Regions from separate parts of the Homo sapiens genome. Here region 1 is linked to region 2. The links are chromatin loops, found by intact Hi-C in ENCODE. Cell type or tissue: heart left ventricle. All regions are shown on one strand. Each heading gives the region's core, and the rest is flanking DNA. Links, peaks and the distances in the headings are about the cores only. Region 1 overlaps MYO1B (myosin IB). Region 2 has its middle 180 kb from the start of NABP1.

What was found. Peaks named below come from ENCODE experiments on the same cell type or tissue, not always from the same donor. Only the 100,000 strongest peaks of a DNase experiment are listed, where the experiment ranks them.
Region 1: a loop joins it to region 2, with 2.5 times the contacts of the local background. A loop is called at or near these places in 5 of 110 quality-filtered maps.

Annotation. Positions count from the first base shown.
Region 1 is chr2:191,371,785-191,381,984 of GRCh38, reverse strand. MYO1B (myosin IB) reads right to left here. Exons shown (of 31, transcript NM_001130158.3): 14 at 419-523. Among named protein-coding and RNA genes, the nearest start is that of MYO1B-AS1, 130 kb to the right of the region's middle. RefSeq lists an enhancer at 4,408-4,702. In heart left ventricle, for the core only: a CTCF peak has its summit at 3,930; a DNase peak (open chromatin) is centred at 4,512; H3K27ac peaks cover 865 bases.
Region 2 is chr2:191,496,163-191,506,362 of GRCh38, reverse strand. No RefSeq gene overlaps it. Among named protein-coding and RNA genes, the nearest start is that of NABP1, 180 kb to the left of the region's middle. In heart left ventricle, for the core only: a CTCF peak has its summit at 4,607 (motif pointing right); no DNase peak of the experiment used is centred there; H3K27ac peaks cover 483 bases.

The DNA of each region.
Region 1 (10,200 bases), core at 782-8,781, 120 kb after region 2:
AGGACTCAGTAACTGTTACCTATTTTTACTATAAATTTGAATACTCAATACTTTTTGATATTGAACAAAGTCTCAAAATATTTTCAAATCTACTTACAGTGATGCTGACTTTTTTGGTATACAGTTCTCTAAGTTTTGGCAAATGTATAATGTCAAGCAACCACCACCATTATCAGTCCCCAAAATTCTCTTTGCAGCCACAACCCTCTCACAACTCCTATCTCCTGGCAATCCCTGACTCTATAGCTTCTTATAGGTAATCAGTCTCTATAGCTTTGCCTCTTCTAGAATGACAGATGGAATCATACAGTATGTAGCCTTTTGAATATGGCTTCTTGTTTAGGCTATCTTCTGAATTAGAATTTATATTACGAGTAAAAAAGGACCAACACTTTTAAAAATAGCATTTCAACATTACCTCCCGTATATACTCCTCCTGCTCTTCTTTAAGAGTAAGTTCAATGAAGATTTGTTGCAGCTTTTCGTTACAATAATTAATAATGAACTGCTCAAAGCTGTTGTCCTGTATGGAGAAAATGAAAAACAGCTTTATAAACCATGCCACTAGCTCTCTCAAAACAATGACACTCAGACATCTCAATCCATGAGAAATGCCACACATGATCTCTCAGATTTAACTGTGGCCCAGCACACGGCTCCTAGGACAGACGCTTGCCCATTGCAGGCACTCGAGGAGTGGGTCATGAGTAAGTGAATGAATGAAGTATACACAAATGATGCAATATTTGAAGGATGAAGACTTTTAGTTGACAGAGAAGCACCCCAAACAGAAAAGCTAGAAACAATCTCACTTCCTTTGCTGAAGGATCAGCAAAGACACAGTGAGCTCCACAATCTCTGTCACCAAGTTCTGAATCTCCCATTCTCAGGTGAAACTTCAGAGCTCAAGGAAGTCCCCCTGAACTGACCCCTTATTGTCCCCATCCAGGGACAGATCCCTCACTCTGACTCTTGCATCCTAACCCTTTTTGTAAATCATGTTATACGAACATGTGTGTATGTGTAAGTATACACATGTACAGATTAGTTTCATATACATCTGCCTCACTAGACTGTACATTCTTATGGGTGAGGGCTGACCATGCTCTCTTGTTCACTGTATTCCTACCCCTTACACAGCACCTCACACCTAGCAAGTTCTCAATATGTATTGGCTGACTGTATGAACAAATGAAGTTCCTACCAAATGGAGACCCAAAGATTAAAGCATCTCCCTGACAAGAAACAATCTCTCTCTCTGTAGAAGGCCCATACCCTTGATCACTCTTAGAAGTCTCAGCAGCCTCTCCTTCATATTAATCTCTTATGAATTTGTTGACAGAAGCTTTATGCCTAAATCATTTCTGAACAATCTGCAGGGCTTAATGTATTGCTGTACATCCTGAGAGCACCAAATGAATAAATTTATCAAGAACCACATCGTCCAGGAAGAAGTAGATCTGACACTAAAACTTGTTTTCACCTCTATTTTTCTTTATCGCCCAAAGATGGTGGCAGTGGGAGCGAGGGATAGTATGACTCCACCACTGGTAAACTGGACTCTTCTCCCACAATGGTGGCCAGTCCTGGTCTAATGAGGAAGGAGAGCCCACATGTAATGGTGCAGCCAAAGCTCACTGCTCCTTGTGAACAGGCAGAGCCACTGGCCTTCAAATCCCTCCATACATGATAGAAGTGAAAAAGTCACAGAGTCTTCTGAAAGTTGATCTTTAAAAATCAACTTTGGTCTTACTTAGGAAAACTTAAAAATGATACTTATGCTGCAGCATCTAACTACATTCTTTCCTGGAAGTCAGCTAGGAATTTCTAATCACCAGTGATGCAGTGATCAGAGGAAATTTTAAACTCAAACTCATAAATAACACATGTGAATATATTGTCAGTGACTTATCTTGTTAATGCTAAACTTAGTTAAGGATAAAAGTTTGTTTGTTTTATGTCTTGAAGAGTCTTACTAAAAGGCAAACATTTATTTTCAATAATTTTGACAAATATAGTCAGATACAAAGGGCACTCCTCAGTCCTCATTTTCACACAAATTTTTTAAAACCCTGTGCTCAAATTCGCAGAGCTAACAATTTCAATTAGAAACTGAAGTTGGTCTAGTATAGATGCCTTATTATTATTATACTCAGCATAAAGGCATTCCATATATCAGAAAGTCTCAATTGCTTTGCTAAAGTATGTCCCTATATGATGCAACTATAAATAAAACCTATAAGTAAAAGTAAAACATTAATAACTTATAAGAGCAGATCTTTGACTTTTTTTTTAGACAACAGTCTCATGGAACAAATGTGTTATCTGGCAAGTCTGTGCCCATGGAGCTATTTCAACCCTATTATGCTAAATCATCAAACAGCAAATAATGAGAAGGAAAGGAAAGCACTAGTGTCCTCAGACACATTGTGTAGCTATGAACAGCTCAAAGTACACTTCTAAAACAGGACCATGAAATACACACAAGCAGATTAGAAACCAGAGGCAAAGCTTCACAATTACAAAACAATTTAAGGATTAAGTTACAACTAAATTAAATTTGCCCATAACCTTTAAAAATTCCTGTATGGATTCTGTATTTTATATCCACATGGTTATTCAACAACCACTTACTGCAAAACTCACACAGCTAGAGAAGCTATTAACACAAGAGCATGCAACAGACCAGCACTGCAAACAGGTCATACTTACTGCATTCTGGTGCAAAAAGGGACAAATTACACAAAATGCAGTCAGTTCTTAATTAGCAATAAACTTCTAAAAGTGAGCATGTATTGATAGTTATTCATGGTTACAAATGATGGCTTTTACCATTCAGGCTGTATTTTTGATCAGTGTAAAACTTTGGATCAAGACCCATATCCAGTCAATTCAAAAGACAGGACCACAATACCTTCCTGTGGTGTCTGAACTGTGGTTTGCTAGGGGAGGGTTCTTCAGGATAAAAACAGTTTGACTGAAATAATGATACATCATATAACTTGCCTGAAGCTTTAAAGCTTCAAAATCCAATGCTTCTAATTATAAATTATCAGGAAAAAGAAAACATGCCATCCAGGCTATCACCAGTAATTCTATATGACAAATGCTCCTTCTAACAACCCCACAATATCACCCCTTATCCCAAAATCTTTCTTCAGTTGAATCTCTCCCACTGTAGGTTCCCACACTGCCCCAATCCCGCTTGAAGCAGCCCTGAAAAACATTGCTCATTCTCTCTCCATACCACCCCCCAAAATTTTCGCCGTCCCAACGCTTTACCACTATTTTATTTTTCTTATCAATATAAGAAGACAGGAATGTCAAGCCTCTGAGCCCAAGCTAAGCCATCGTATCCCCAGTGACCAGCACGTATATATCCAGATGGCCTGAAGCAACTGAAGATCCACAAAAAAAGTGAAAATAGCCTTAACTGATGACATTCCACCATTGTGATTTATTTCTGCCCCAACCTAACTGATCAATGTACTTTGTTATCTCCCCCACCCTTAAGAAGGTTCTTTGTGAGATCTGCCCCCTGCCCCCAAAACATTGCTCTTAACTCCACCACCTATCCCAAAACCTATAAGAACTAATGATAATCCCACCACCCTTTGCTGACTCTCTTTTCAGACTCAGCCTGCCTGTACCCAGGTGAAATAAACAGCCATGTTGCTCAAAGAAAAAGAAAAAAGAAAAAAAGAAAACATGCATGACATGTATCCAAGGTCCACATCCACCCAAACAGTCAGGGCAGTGGTGGTTGGCAGATCACCAAAAAGTGAAGAGATCCATCATAATCCAAAAGTAACTCCCCTTTCCCACCCCAGGGACACATCCCTGTGTAGTACCGTGCTAAGGCTCCTTTTCAAAAACCAATAAGGAGAGAGTATTCTCCTGGAGATGCCCTAATAACAAAAACTTGACTGTCTGAACTTACTCTACTGCTAAAAAAACACCGCCCCCTCCCCGCCAAAAAAAAACCAAAACAAAAATAGAATAGCACAATCACCGATGTAGAAATTAACTTACTTCCCCACAGAAATCAGCATCTATTGCAAACTCACCTCCAAAGTCTCCAAAACATGTCATGGGTCACCTAGATGATCCTTACTGCTCAAAGTGAAGGCTAAAGACACACACCTCTCTTGTGATCTAAGCTGAAGTTGATGGCATTGTTCAAATTTGGAGGAAAATGGGACTGCACATATGATTAAAAACTTTCAAAAATTTAAGGAATAATCAATAATCTGCAGAAAATTAAGGAATAGCCTGGCAGCAGTTCACAGAACTCTAACTTGTATAGGTCTAACACATTTTTCCATTAATACAAATATTAAATTAATACCTGGTTTTCAACTTGGGCCCCCTCTCCTTCATAAAATAGCTAAACTGAGACTAGAAACCACCAGATGAATAGGAAGGCCCCAAAGCAACTTTATATGTGGAGACTTTTTTGGTTTGTCAAGAACTGTGTGAATAGCCAGCAATCCCTGAGCCAGGCCCTCTCCCACGTGTCAGGCTCATGAATCAAAGTCTCCAGAAGAGGAAGTGGGCAGGAACTTGCCCCAGGAATGACTCATCTCCTCTCTCCAGTTTTCCACCCATGCTCCAAGTATGCAATTTTTCTCTACTGTCTTACCCACATTTATCCCTGAAGACTAAGGAATAAAACTAAAACTTAGAAACATCTTCAAACAAGTACCTTCTGGGCTTTCTATTACATAACCTCCCTAAATGAAGCTGAGGCTGCTTTAGAGAACAAAGGCAAACAGCAAGGTGTCTGTTCTCTGCTATTTCACACTATAGTTACCAACTATAGATTGGGATAGGGAGCACTTACTATGTTTAGAAGTATATAATATAATCAAATTTTAAACGCTAGGGCTTCTTTTAAGAATTCTAGACTTTGAGTCCATCCTTTCAACATCAAAACAAACAAACAACAACAAAAAAACAAAGCCCAGAAAATCTTATTCCCAGTCGATTCATAACTACTTTATACTCACAAGTATCAATCATAAACTCTCCAATATAAATTAAGATGTATCAAAAATACTGGCCCCTTTGTATATTCTCCTTAGCAACAAAGGAGACTGATGATATTTTATACTCTTTAAGGAAGACAGGTATTTTAAAAACTCTTAGGCTCTTTAAAAACAATAAATATTGAAAGGAAGACAGTAAATAGAAGTGGCAGCTCTGTCCCTCTGTATTTGGGACAGAGAAATGGGAAGGAGTCTGTAGGTGAATATAATGTATTTGAAACAGCGAGCAGTCCAAACACAAAGACCATGGCTTATGTTAATTACATATTAGTGTTTCTTATAGTTCAGCACTTTGATTTGAGGTCAAATTTTGAATATAACATGCTGGCTTGGGGGTTTCTACATTTTTACATACAGTAAAGTCTCCTGCATAATAAATGAGTCAATGCATTTATATAAAAGTTACAGGATTTTGAGTGTATATCACTATTTTAGGGAAGTTGGGCTATATTATTGCTGTAAAATATGCTGTTGGTCCTTGCAAAGATTTATTTGGTGTTAAAGCCTTTGACAGCTTCTGATTATAATGCTGTTCCTATAGAAAAATATAATGCACTTAACCACGGTCCATTTTTAAATATCACAGCATCAAGAAACAGGCTCCAAAACAAGAATTGCTTTTTTTAGAATGTAAACTTAAAAAATCCTCAAAATATATGAGAAAACCATTTAATATGAAATAGTCTCCTTTTTAGACATTTACAAAATTGAATGACTAGCTAAAGGTTTAGAAAATTTCCCTTAACATTTTTTCTTCCAGGTATATACTAAAATACAGCAAATTTTAAGAAAAACAATGTTATCGTGCTCTTCTTAAACATTTTAAAATAGGCTTTCATCTAAAAACTTTTTATACCTGGAAGAAATACACACATATTATTACACAGAACAGAAGCCCAACTTCACAAAGGAAGAAAATTATAATCCAAATATTCCAATTATTCCACACATTTAAGTTTGAATTTTTTTTTTTTTTTTGATACGGAGTCTCGCTCTGTTGCCCAGGCTGGAGTGCAGTGGTGTAATCTCGGCTCACTGCAACCTCCGTCTCCCGGGTTCAAGTGATTCTCCTGCCTCAGCCTCCCAAGTAGCTGGGACTACAGGAGCATGCCACTATGCCTGGATAATTTTTGTATTTTTAGTAGAGACGGGGTTTCACCATGTTGGTCAGGCTGGTCTTGAACTCCTGACCTTGTGATCTGCCCGCCTTGGCCTCCCAAAGTGCTGGGATTATAGGAGTGAGCCACCGTGCCAAGTTTGGACATTCTTATAACTGAAAAGATGGTCTGTGATTTCTGAGAAATATTTACAGCATATCCATAAAATATACACTATAAGACTTTGATTCATGAGACTGACACATGGGGAGGAGTGCCCGGCTCTGGGATTCAGGAATTGCTGGCTATTCACACAGTTGGATCCATCTATCTATCTATCTATCTATCTATCTATCTATCTATCTATCTTTTACAAATCATAGCAGTTGTCATCTTTTGTTTTTAAATCTACTTTAAATTGTTTCCTTCCTCTTCAATTATAAGCTTTCTAGCATAAGAAGGACCAAATGAAGGCAAGAAACTAGAGTAGAAGGTGCTGACTATAGCCAGAATTTCTTTTAAAAACAATTTAGAAAACAAATCCTATGATCATGAGGTGTACCTACCAGACTACAATGACTCTTGCCCAAGTATTAGATTTTTTTATTTGAAATAATCATTGCATCCAGCCTATCATACTCTTACCATATATGGGTCACTTTCAGTGAGGTTTATGAGGGCAAGATAAATAAGGAGTCCATAACTGAAAGTAATTAGCACTTTGCCTGTGTTAAACTAGCTCCACTGTATGAAAGGTGAAATAATCAGCTACTACTGCCTGCTTTGGTCTACAGAACACTAATGACCAATCAGATTTTCCCAGTAAAATATCTGCCAGTTTTAATGCCTGTCAGATAAGTATGTAGAAAACGAGCTGAAATCAATGTAGATTGTTCAACTTACTTTTTAACTTAATATCTTTTTTCAAAAAAAGAATAGCAGTTCTTTTATGGATATGCTATAAATATTTCTCAGAAATCACAGACCATCTTTTCAGTTATAAGAATGTCCAAACATAAATGTGTGGAATCAGAGTATTTGCATTACAATTTTCTTCCTTTGGGAAGTTGGTCTTCTGTTCTACCAGGATGTACAGCTAGATTTTTTTTCCTCTATGCATTTTAATTCACTTCACCTTATTTTTGGTATCAATGTTCTACTGATCTATTTTCCAAACTGACATCGGATCACATGTGGCCAGCCAGGCAGCACTTCCAGCTGGTACTGGGATGTTTTGCAGTCAAATCCATGTGTCATCAACCCATGGTTTAATGCATCAGTTTCCCTCTTCCGTTCAGAGACAGACCACAGGGAATGAAAGGTTTCCACCAGCTCAGCTAAAAAAGGCATTTTCATGGGAACTGCAGGGCCATGGGACAACTAGACGCATTTTTTTAAAAAAGTCTCGCCCTTTAGTGTCCAGTTTTTAAAGAGATGCCCAGGGTATTCTAAAAGGCAGAACTCTTAATTCCTACAGTCAATTGAAGAACAACAGAACAAATAAAAAAATACATGTTATCTATACTCCAGCAGTTTCTTTTCACTTGGGTGGAAAATATCACAGAAATTTTCATTTTTGCCTTGATGTGGATCTGAATACTTCTTCCATACTCTGACCCCTTGTACTTCAACTTGCAGTACTTTAAAGTTCTTAATTTTCTTGGTTTCCTAACACTCTGAGCTTCCTGATGTCTCCATGTGTTCTAACATTGCTGAGAATCCAGGAAAATATAGGCTGGCATCTGGGAATGTATGTGAATAATTTATTAAAAGAAGAAAAACACGTCTGTAACTCTGTATTAAAAAGCAGGTAAAAGTACCTAAAAATCCCCAACCAAATCGCTAATCTAACCTCCCCACAAATAAATTTATTTAAAAAAGTTATTAAAAATCAAAACTGAAGATTAATCTGAGAAGGCTTAAAAAGGAAAATGGAGGTAACAATTAAATATAATGAAAAAACAAATCTTGATTCTCTCAAGGAACTGGGGGGAAAAAAAGAAAAATTATTTACTGCATGTAGAAGGAAAGTTAAATTTTTATAATTTGATGGCCATTATAAGATTTGCTATAGACATATAACTGATTGGATTTGGCCTTGGCTGAAAGTTCTGTTTAAACGGAGTAAAAACCGCCTCCCAGGTTCAAGCGATTTTCCTGCCTCAGCCTCCCAAGTAGCTGGGACTACAGGCGCAAGCTACCACGCCCAGCTAATTTTTGTATTTTTTAGTAGAGACAGGGTTTCACCATGTTTGCCAGGATGATCTCGATCTCCTGACCTCGTGATCCACGCACGTTGGCCTCCCAAAGTGCTGGGATAACAAGTGTGAGCCACCATGCCCAGATGAACAGTAGGTGAGGCCCAATGTTTTACAAGGGTGTTTCATACAGTGGCCAAGCAGCATGAACACCACATGTTTGGAATCTGCAGTTTACTCCAGAGACTACTGTCTAACAGAGCATTTGGTCTCAACCTTGAGTGCACACTGGAATCACCTCAGAGCTTTAAAAAGGTTGCTGCTGCAGCCCCATCTCCAGAGATTCTGACATAATTGCTCTGGGTACAGCCTAGACATCTGAATTTGCAAAAGCTCCCCAGGTGATGCCAATGCACAGCCATTTGAGAACCACTGAAATAGAGTAATCCTCTGAAGAAAGGAAGAATATTTAGAAATGTAACACAGGCAGCCAGGCCGGCGCGGTGGCTCATGCCTGTAATCCCTGCACTTTGGGAGGCTGAGGTGGGTGGATCATGAAGTCAAAAGATCGAGACCATCCTGGCCAACATGGTGAAACCCTGTCTCTACTAAAAATACAAAAATTAGCTGGGCGTGGTGCTGCAGGAAAATCACTTGAACCCTGGAGGCAGAGGTTGTAGTGAGCCGAGATCGCACCACTGCACTCCAGCCTGGAGACACAGTGAGACTCCGTCACAAAAAAAAAAAAAAAAAAAAAAAAAAGGAAATATAACGCAGGCATTTTCATAAACTGAAGTCTCTAGTTGAAACAGTGTTGAGAAAAATGATGGTATAACTTGCAGAAGGAGGGCACATTCAGCAAGACAGGTATGGAGAGAAACTTGAATTAACCAGAAGTGAAAAATATTCTTGGATTGCTGAAGGGTATAGGGTATTTCACCCAGCATCAAGTTAAAGGATGTTTACACAGGAACATCTGACTTCTGTTCTGATTAGGTCTGTAGCAAACAAACTTTTAAAACGTAATATAGTTTCCTGATTAGACTTTCCTACCTGATAGGATACATCCTCTGGCAGCCACAGACTCTCAATCTTAGGGCTAAGACTCTAAGCTCCATGCAGACAAGGAATATCTCAGTTATGTTTACTACTGGTATCTGGTAACTCAATAAACACTTGAGAAATGACTCGAATTGTTTATGAGTTATAACTCAGTTTCCTTTGAGTGTTATAAGTGTTTCTTTTCCCATGGCTAATTAGATCTTAGGACCTACTGGAAGTCAAAGTTAACTAGATATCCCATCATAACCTCATTATCCTATTTTTTAAACTTTCCATGTGTTGTGATATGATATTAAGCCATTGCCCACTGGCTTAAGATCAATAATCCTTTTCTAGCAAAATTAAAACAAAATCAGTTTCTTTGACTTTGGAAATGTCATTGAATGTATCTTCTTAATCTAACTTTCTAGTGAAATCTCTGCTTACCCATCTCCCCTGCTCATGAAACCATTTAAATCTAGATTAGCACAGCAATGTGCTAGGTAGTAAGTCTTTTTCCCTGCCAACTGTAAAGAATGACTTTGGCATTCTGCCCATTTAGTGATAGTAACTTGAGGTCTTGCTAGAAAGAAATTAATTTCGGCAGTGATTTCTGTGTGTACTCAAGCATTTCTCCTAACTCAGAAACCTCAAATTCTTCCCTTTCTACCAAGAAATTGGTAGCTTTCCTTTGTAGATTCTGCTAAATGGGCAGCAATACAAGCAGATGCTGTGTTGAAGACCTCTGTTCTGGGGACCCCATGGGGAAGCCACCAGCACACACACTTCCATCTACGAAGCACCCAATGCTGGCCA
Region 2 (10,200 bases), core at 624-8,623:
ACTTATTTTTTCTTAGGAAAAATAAATTGGCCTTCTTATTAAACCAGGTGAGTTTGGATTTTTTGGCTTCTTGTGCCAAAAGCATCTTCCTGATATGCTATGTTCAAGCCATTGACTAAAACTAAACCCCTTTAACACAATATTTATACTGAATCAATGTGAACTTCTATCTCTGGGGATGCCATTTTCTTTTTTTTCTTTCCTTTTTTTTTTTTTTTTTTTGAGACAGAGTCTCACTCTATTGCCCAGGCTGGAGTGCAGTGGCGCCATCTCGGCTCAGTGCAACCTCCGTCTCCCAGGTTCAAGCAATTCTCCTGCCTCAGCCTCCTGAGTAGCTGGGATTATAGGCACGCACTACCACGCCCGGCTAATTTTTTTGTATTTTTAGTAGAGATGAGATTTCACCAAGTTGGCCAGGCTGATCTCAAACTCCTGACCTCAAGTGATCCACCCACCTCAGCCTCCCAAAGTGCTGGGCTTACAGGCTTGAGCCACCACGCCTGGCCGAGGCTTTCATTTTCATCTACATGCTTAAAGATGCCTCTTTCACCAACCCCTCTGGAATTGCTCTGTTTACGTTTCCTTCCTGGCAATTAATAACAGCTATTTTGGCTCAGAAAAATCAACAACTGGACCCTGTGCTTTCTTCTCCATTGTACCAAACAGTACCCAGAAGAAGAAGGGTGATACAGAGAAGATGAGTTGGTGATGTCACAAGAATGGCTCCCCTTGACTCACAGCCAAATTTATGGGGTAAAGAATCACCAAAGCAGTCAAGGTTCCACAGTCTGATGGAGGTCACTAACAGCATCTATTTATTCTGTCTTGTATGCAGACCTAAATTTGGTTCAAAAATAGCAGAATGACATTTTATAGGAAATTGACAAAGACACCATAGTAAATATTTAAAAGACCGACTTGTTTCAAAAGTGCCTCTGTTGCCCTATCCTTTCTTGTTGTCCAGCCCAGGGGTTTTAGGATCAGCAATGAAGTTTTGTCATGTCCTGATCATGCTGGTTTGTAATATCTGTCCTACTACCAACCCGCACCCAATGAGATGGGTGTGGCTAGAAGCAGTAATGGAGCAATCCTGACAAGAGGCATTTTCCATACCTCCTAACAGTGGAGTCCCGATGCCCATCTCATAGCACGAGTAATTTCTCTGTGTTATCAAAAGTATTCTGTTTAAATGTTTAATTTAACCTTGCAAATAATTATGAAATATGATCCACCCCACATATAGGCTGATTATCTTTCAAAATGTCACAGAAGGAAAAAAAAAATACCCTATGGATTATTTACATCTCTCTCAGCTCATCTCCTGAAGGCCAGAATTTGAGAGAGCAATTTAATACGTGCTTCTGTTATTCTTTGTTCCTAAGTCTCCATTTAGGATCATTGATATTAATCCAACTTAAACCTCAGCAATTGGTTATGTGACCTTAAACAAGTTGCTTAACCTCTTTAAGCCTCAGTTTCCTAGTAAAATTAGACAGTAATTTTATTGCAAAGAGTAAGATAATGTTGTAGGAGTTATTAAGAAATTATTTTAGGCAAATAGAGAGGAAAAAGCGTCCTTGGAAAGTTTTCATTTTTTAAAGCATCTTTGGAAAAGTTTCTTGTAAAGCCCCAGCTCTTAGAGCCAGGCCGGCAACCTTTGATATACAAATGCTGGCCATTAGAAACTGGGTCCACCCGGCCAGGCGCGGTGGCTCACGCCTGTAACCCCAGCACTTTGGGAGGCCGAGACGGGCTGATCACAAGGTCAGGAGATCTAGACCATCCTGGCTAACATGGTGAAACCCCATCTCTGTTAAAAAATAGAAAAAATTAGCCAGGCGTCGTGGCAGGTGCCTGTAGTCCCAGCTACTGGGGAGGCTGAGGCAGGAGAATGGCGTGAACCTGGGAGGTGGAGCTTGCAGTGAGCCGATATCGTGCCACTGAACTCCAGCCTGGGCAAGAACGAGACTCCGTCTCAAAAAAAAAAAAAGAAACTGGGTCCACCCAACATGGCCAGTCTGGCAACCTTTAATAAGCAAATGCCAGCCGTTAGAAACTGAGTCCACCCAACATGGTGATTCCTGCAGCCTTCTTGCCCTTGCCCCACATGTGCCTGGAAACATGGCTGCCCCCATCTATCCCCACATGTGTAGAACATCATGGTGCCCTGCATTTGCATATTAAAAGGCTAGGGTACGAGGGCCATTTTTTTCACGGGCTATGTGAATGACATGCCTTGTCAAACCAACCCCCTGAGCCCTACGCAAATCAAACATCGCCTCCTCCAGCCTCTTCATATACCTGGTTGGTTTCCGTGGCAAGTGGGGTTCCCTCTCTTGGCTTTGGAGTCCCCCTCCCTCTGTCTCTGTACAGGGGAGCTTTTTCCTTCTCCCTTCCTTCTTACTCCTTCTTGCCTATTAAATTCTCCGCTCCTTAAAACCACTCCACGTGTGTTTGTGTCTTATCTAATTTGATGTGAGACAAGAGCCCTGGTGTTCCTCCACTCATCAGAGCCACATCAATAATTTAGGTGAAGTGCTTGGCCTAATGCTTTGCGAAAAGCAAATGCTAATAAATATCAGCTTGTTACTGGTGGAAGTTATCTGAGTTACAGGTGGCAAATCCCTATGGGTCTGTAGCAACCTCAATTCTTGCCTCCTCAAAAGAAAGAATTCAACTGAGGGGCATAAGGCAGAAAAAGAGACTGAAGCAAGTTTCAGAGCAGGAGCGGAAGTTTACTGAAAAGCTTTAGAGAAGAAAGGAAAGTACACTTGGAAGAGACTCAAGTGGCAACTTGGAGGTCAACTGACCCATTTGATCTTGAACCTAGCATTTCATATGCATTTCACTTCCGGTGTTGTGATCCCTTTTTCCCTTGATTCTTCCCTTAAGGTGAGCCACCCACATGCGAGGTAGCCTACTGGTGCCTAGGAGGTGAGCGCGTGGTGTGTTTACTGGAGTTGTATGCATGCTCACCTGAGGCTTTCCTCCCTTTTCCAGTGGAATGCCGGGAAGGTCATACTCCACCATTTTGCCTCTTAACGTGCATGCTCGAGACCACGTGCCCAATTTCTGAAAGCTGCCCATTACCAGTTTCAGGGGTTTTTATGTACTGGGAAACTGCCTCTCCCTGGCGCTGGCTGCAACCAATTATTATATTAGAGAGGTACTGTGACAACTGCCTGACCATCATCCAATGGTCACCTGACATTCCTGGTGAGTGGGAGATGCCCTCTCCTGCCCTGCTGATGCCCGACTAGCTACCTTTTGTAACAAGCTGTTGTTGTCTTGTGTCATTGTTGCTAACAATTCTGCAAAGAACTTTGGAGTTTGGCTAAAGAAAAATAAATTTAGTTTTGTCATGGTCCTTCTTTTACCTTCCTTATGTAAACCAAAAATAAAATTCTAAGTCCCCCCAACCATCTGAATGGACTTCCTTCTTGGCCACGGTGCTCTTAAAATTTAACCTGAGAGACTGGTTTAGGCCAGGACAGGAAGTGAGGGTTGGACAGCATTCATTATAGCTCACTGGCATCGACATCAATGTAGACCTTAAGTCTGATAAGAAGCATTTACAGGCCAGGCACGGTGGCTCACACCTGTCATCCCAGCACTTTGGGAGGCTGAGGCAGGCAGATCATGAGGTCAGGCACTCGAGACCAACCTGGCCAACATAGTGAAACCTCGTCTCTACTAAAAATACAAAAAAAAATTAGCCGGGCATGGTGGCTTTCTCCTGTAGTCCCAGCTACTCGGGAGGCTGAGGCAGGACCTGGGAGGCAGAGGTTGCGTTGAGCCCAGATCGGGCCACTGCACTCCAACCTGGGCAGCAGAGTGAGACTCCGAGACTCCATCTCAAAAAAAAAACCAAAAAAACAAAAAAAGCACTTACAATTCATTCTCTCTGAAGCCGGCTACCTGGAGGCTTCATCTGCATGATAAAACTTTGATCTCCACAACCTCTTATTACAACCCAGACATTTCCTTTCTGTTGATCCCAGGTCTAGATAAGCTCAACCAATTGTCAACCAGAAAATTTTAAAATCTACCTATAAACTGGACCGCCCCCCCAACCCTCACCACCTTTGAGTTGTTCCGCCTTTCTGGACCAAACCAGTGTATTTCTTAAATGTGTTTGATTGAAGTCTCTTGCCTCCCAAAAAATGTATGGAACCCAAGCTGCACCCCGACCACCTTGGGCACATGTTCTCAGGACCTCCTGAGGGCTGTGTCATGGGCCATGGCCACTCATATTTGACTCAGAATAAATGTCTTCAAATATTTTACAGAATTTGACTCTTTTTGTTGACACTTAACCATAAAATGGAGACGATATTCTGTCTAACGTTGAAGAATTAAGTAAAACTAAATCTTTAAGCACTAGATTTTACAGGCAGAATTTTGTTACTATAAAGTGTTAGATTAAAAGTTTATTTCTAAATGCTTGTTCATTTCAGAAAATTAAAGCTTTTTCTTTGATAATTACAATACTGCTGTCTTTTCTTGCACAAAGAAAGACAATGGAGAAACAAGGTAACAGGAAGTCCCCATAAGTTTTCCTCTTATTTTACTAAACACTGTACAACCAAGAGGCAAAATTAATTCCACAAGAGGGAGACAGGTCCATGCTGAATTTCCTCAGGGAAAGAAAAAAAAAAAAGAAACTATGATTCTGTTCAAGGACTTCTTGAAATTTCCAAAGACATTTTAGGTTTTGCCATATTTTTAAAGGGGTCAGTTTGTGTGCTCTTTCCTTTTTCTCTCACCTTTCAATGAGCTATTAGAGAAACCGGTCCTGTCTAAAGGGAGCCAGAAATTGAAACTTGGCTCCCAGGCAGACCTTTCAACAAAGGCCACAGCCATCTCCCAACTGGCCTTTGCTCCTCCAACTTGACATATGACACGGGTCCCACCAACCATCTCTTTCTGTGGAAACCAGCTTCCATTTCTCCCCTTCGTTTTCTGGTCTCTCCCATGGCCAGCCCCCTCTCCTTCACCCTGGGGCAGGAGGGAAGGCAGGGAGGGAAGAGCTGAAGCTGCGGCTGCTCTGGTGTGTTTCTACAAGATGCCTGGCAGCCTATGGGCCTCCCAGCTGGCACGGGGGTGAGGAGACCCGGAGCTTGGTGTGGGGAGGACAAGAGACCTACACACAATGGGATCCCAGGAGATGAGCAATAACCCCACTTCTGGCTCAGCCAGCCGTGTTTGGCCTGTTTCCGCAACAGCTATAATTTGCTTTGTTTCTGTGCCAGAGTGGGCTTCCCCAGCATGGGAAAGGATTCCTTTTTGGTTCATCCCCACAGTTTCCAGAAGCCTCCCTACTTCAAGCTGCTGCAGTGTATGCGTCTCTACTGAAGGATAATAAAGTTGTCTTTGGAAGGAGCATTCCTGACTCAGCCACTTCCTACCTGTGGGGCTTTGGCCTCAGGTTCACCTTTCGTTGTGTGGGGATGATAACAGTCTGCAGAGTATCAGGATTAAAAGAGACTAGACAAGTCTGTGATTTTCAAATTGTGCCCTGAGGAGCCCTAAGGGTCTGGAGGACATATCTAAAAAAAACTGCTCTGGCAATGCAGGGGGAGCTCCAGCAGTTCGATATCACCTGCTTCACTCACACACACACACACACACAGTTACTTTACTCACAATAGCTGGTTGGCCTTGCCTAGAAGAGCTTGACCCTCTCCAGATTACAATCCTCCTCTTCCTCCCTGTGCTTTAGAGCTGGGGTTTCTAATCACTAGCCTTATGCAGCTATTTTCAAATGGGGCTTCCCTGGAGCTGCACTGGGGTTTGGATACCCAGCCTCATATCTACTCTGCCCCCGCCCCTTAACCCCACAGGGCAGCTCTGCTTTTCTCTGTCTTATATAATACACTGTGGTTCTGAGTAGCGTTGGTAGCGAGGCAGCAGTCTAATGCTCTCAGTCTGAGAAGCCCCTGATGGAGGGCATCTGGAAGCACTTAGGGGAGCAGTAGTGATGAGGCATGATGCCAAAAGGCATGGGGAATGTGAGCAAGAATTGAGTGGGACTGGGGCTGCCTCAATGCAATTGGCTTGCCAGCACAAGGGCTCCAAATACTTCTTAGTCCCAATACTTACTACTTGCCAATTGCCTGAGACTGCTTTCTTTCTTGGTTTCTGCCAGTTTCAACAAGAACGAAGAAGGAAGCTGTTCGGCTTAAGCCAGAACATCGCATGTTGTGGGAGCAGCGGCTCAAGGAGGAGCAGATGCAGAAGCCCAGGTAGCAGAGTGCAGCTGCCACCCACAGCCAGCCCTGCCTCTGACAGGGGATACAGCCTGCTGGCGTGAATGGTCCATGCCACCATGCCATGTGAGGGACAAGGAGACTCCTCCTCAACTGTGAAAAACTCAACACACCACATTCACATATGCGACACACATTTTATTTTTGCCTCTATAATTTTCCTGTCATTTTACTTTATTTTTATTTGAATTGTTTAATTTTGTCACACAAAATGTGAAATTATGTCACCCAAAAGGAAGAAGCAGTGTCTGTCAACAGATAAATGGATAAACAAAATCTGTTTGTACATATACATTCAATGTTATATTATTCAGCCTTAAGAAGGAAGGAAATTCTAACACATGATACAACGTGGATGAACTTTGAGGATATTATGCTAAGTGAATAAAACAGTCACAAAAGGGCAAATATAGTATGATTCCACTTATTCAAGATATGCAGAGTAGTTGAATTCATACAGACAGAAAGTAGAATGGTTGTTGCCAGGGTCTGGAAAGAGGGAGGAATGGGGAATGTATTAGTCCATTTTCACGCTGCTGATAAAGACATACCTGAGACTGGGCAATTTACAAAAGAAAGAGGTTTATTGGACTTACAGCTCCACATGGCCAGGGAGGCCTCACAATCATGGTGGAAGGCAAGGAGGAGCACATCACATCTTACATGGAGACAGCAGGCAAAGAGAGCTTATGCAGGGAAACTTCCGCTTTTAAAAACCATCAGATCTCATGAGACTCACTCACTATCATGAGAACAGCACAGGGAAGACCCGCCCTCGTGATTTAATTATCCCCCACCGGGTCCCTCCCACAACACGTGAGAATTATGGGAGCTACAAGATGAGAGTTGGGTGGGGACACACAGCCAAACCATATCAGGGAGATAGTGCTTAATGGATACAGAGATTTAGTTTAGGAAGATGAAAGAAGTTCTGGAGATGGATTATAGTGATAGTGTACAACAATGTGAATGTGCTTTAATACTACTGAACTGTACACTTAAAATGGTTAAAATAGTAAATTTCACATTATATATATTTTACCACAGAAAAAAGGAGTTTTTAATGTTTGGTTATGAAATATTTTAATCATACAGAAAAATACATATCAGCCACTTGTGTAAGTCTTTGGATTTAATAGACACATTTTGTCATGTTTGTTTCTTTTTTTTAAGAAATAAATCATCACAGATGCAGCTAAACCTTCCCTCCTTGTTCCAGTTGTATTCATCTTTTTCCTCCTTTCCTTGTATGTTTTAATGTTTTACTGTATAATAATACACTATTTTGTGTGATGTTTTAATCAGACAGAGAATATTATATTTTCCAACTTACTTTTTGTTGTATTTTTAGAAATTGTTCCACATTGACCTATGTAGTTCATTCATTTTTAACCTCTGAATATTATTCGGTTGTTTGAATCCCCCACTGGTGGACATTTAGGTTGCTTCCACTTTTTTGCTACCACTACAAGTGCTGCTGTGAATATCCTGTGCATGTCACCCTGAGTGCATGTGTAGAGTTTCTCCGGTGCACAGTCCTGCAGTGGAAATTTTGGGTTGTAGAGGACATGTGTTTTCCACTTCACTAATATTGTCAAGTTGATCTTTGAGGTGGTTGCACAATTTGAATTCCTACCTTCACTGAAAAAGACCTCTTGTTTCCACCATTGCCCTCAACAAACTTTGGAATTATTACTTTTTTTCCCATGCTAATGGATGTGAAGTGATATCTCACTGTGAGTTTAATTTGCATCCACCCTCCCCCAAACATCAGTGAGAGTGAGCAGGTTCTCACAAGCTTACTGAACATTCCAGTTTCTTCTTTGAAAAATTGCTTGCTTCCTAAATGGTAATTTCCAGAAGGCCAAGGATAGTCTGTGTTATTTATAGTTGTATATTCATTACCTAGCACAATGCCTGGCACATGATAGGTAGGCATCATTATCTGCTGAATGAATGAATTGCCAGGCATACTGATAGGTGCTAGGTAAAAATAGTATTTAAAAAACATTAATGACGGTAGGTGCTATAAATACTCCTGACCTTGAAGTTGATAGAAGTTAAATAATTTGCCAAGGCCACACAGCTATTACACGGTGGAACCTGGACTCAAACCCTGCTCTGTCTCATGCCAGAGCTCACACCCTTAATACTACAACATCCTGCCTCCCCTCAAAACTCAGATGGAAGACCAAAGAATAAAGAACAAATATATTACGGATCTTTAATGCTGTTAACAATTCTTTGTTATTTTATCTTGATTAGATCTCTCAAGAAAATAAAAATGTGTTTCAATGTCTGAAAGCACAGTTGCTTTTGGAAAGTATCAAATGATTTTCTTAGTTTGGAGGCCTTGTACCAGGCAGAAAAAAAAATGCTCCTCTTATTTAAAAGAAAAGCTGGCACCAGCTGCTACTGTTTCTAGATCATTTATATCTATAACCCATACTTTTCACCCAAATAGTAAGCTTACCCAACTGCCTATAAGATACCTCTTAGCTTGCCTCTCCGAAATTGAACTCTAGTCACCATCTCCCCCAAATCTGTTCCAGCCACAGCTTTCCCATCCCAGTTGATGACAGTTGTTGACAGCCCCACCCTTTCCGTTGTTCACAACAAAAACCTGTGCTCTTTCTTTCCCAGCTCACATCCCTCCCCCTCAGCGTATCTGCTGGCCCTGCCTTAACAACACATGCAAAGCTCAACCACGGCTCGCCACCCTCCACTTTCTCTCCCTGGTCTTATCATCTTTGTCTCTGCATTTGTTTCCTAACAGGTGCCCCTGTTTCTTCCCTTGCCTCCAACCATCTATTGGCAACACGGCAGTCAGAGTGATCCTGTTAACATTCAGATTATGTTCCTCTCCTGCTCAAAAGCCTGCAGTGACTCTCCATTTCATTCAGTTTAAAAACTAGAGTCCTTCAAAGAGCCACAGGCCCCACATAATCCTGCTCCTCACTCCTTCCCTGAGCTCATCTCCTATCTCCCCTCATTTGCTCCTCTCTAGCTACAGTGACCTCCTTACTGTCCCTTTCATATGCCAGGGCACTCCTCCCGTAGGGCCTTCAAGAGAGCCTGGAGAGCTGCTCCTCACATAGTCATGCGGCTCTCTTCCTTTCCTCCTTCAAGCCTTTGCTGAGATCTCACATTTCAAGAAGTCCCTCCTGAGCACCTACTTAATAACTTGATTCTTCCTCCATCTCCAACCCCTACACTTCCAATCCCCTGCTCTAATATTTCTCTTTTCCAAATCATTTATCACATTCTAGCATGACATGTATCAATACCATATGCTTCATCAATAATGTCTGTCCCCCCACCATGGGAATATAAGTCCCTCCAGGGCAAGAATAATTTTCATTTTGTTTACTGAAGTATTCCAAGCAACTAGAACAGTGTCTGGCATTGTTAGCACTCAGTTATTTGAATTTAACAAACAGTGTTTGCATATCCAATAACCTTCCTCTTCATCCCTTTCTTACTAAGAAAATTTCAGGTTTTTTTTTTTTTTTTTTTGAAAGTCTCACTCTGTCACCCAGACTGGAGTGCAGTGGTGTGATCTCGGCTCACTGCAACCTCCACCTCCAGGGTTCAAGCGATTCTCATGCCTCAGCCTCCCAAGTAACTGGGACTACAGGCATGTACCACTATACCTAGCTAATTTTTAGTAGACATGGGATTTTGCCATGTTGGCCAGCTGGTCTCAGACTCCTGGCCTCAAGTGATCTGCTCTCCTCTGCCTCCCAAAATGCTGGCATTACAGGCATGAGCCACCACACCCGGACAGAAAATTTCGGTTTGATGGAGGGAAAATATCAGCCCTTGAGAACGAATCACAGCCTTTGCCAGTAACTGGTCCTGAGGTAAGCATGTGGCCCCACTTTCAAAACTCTAAAAGTTACGTTTCAAAAATTCTATTGCAGCCAGGCTA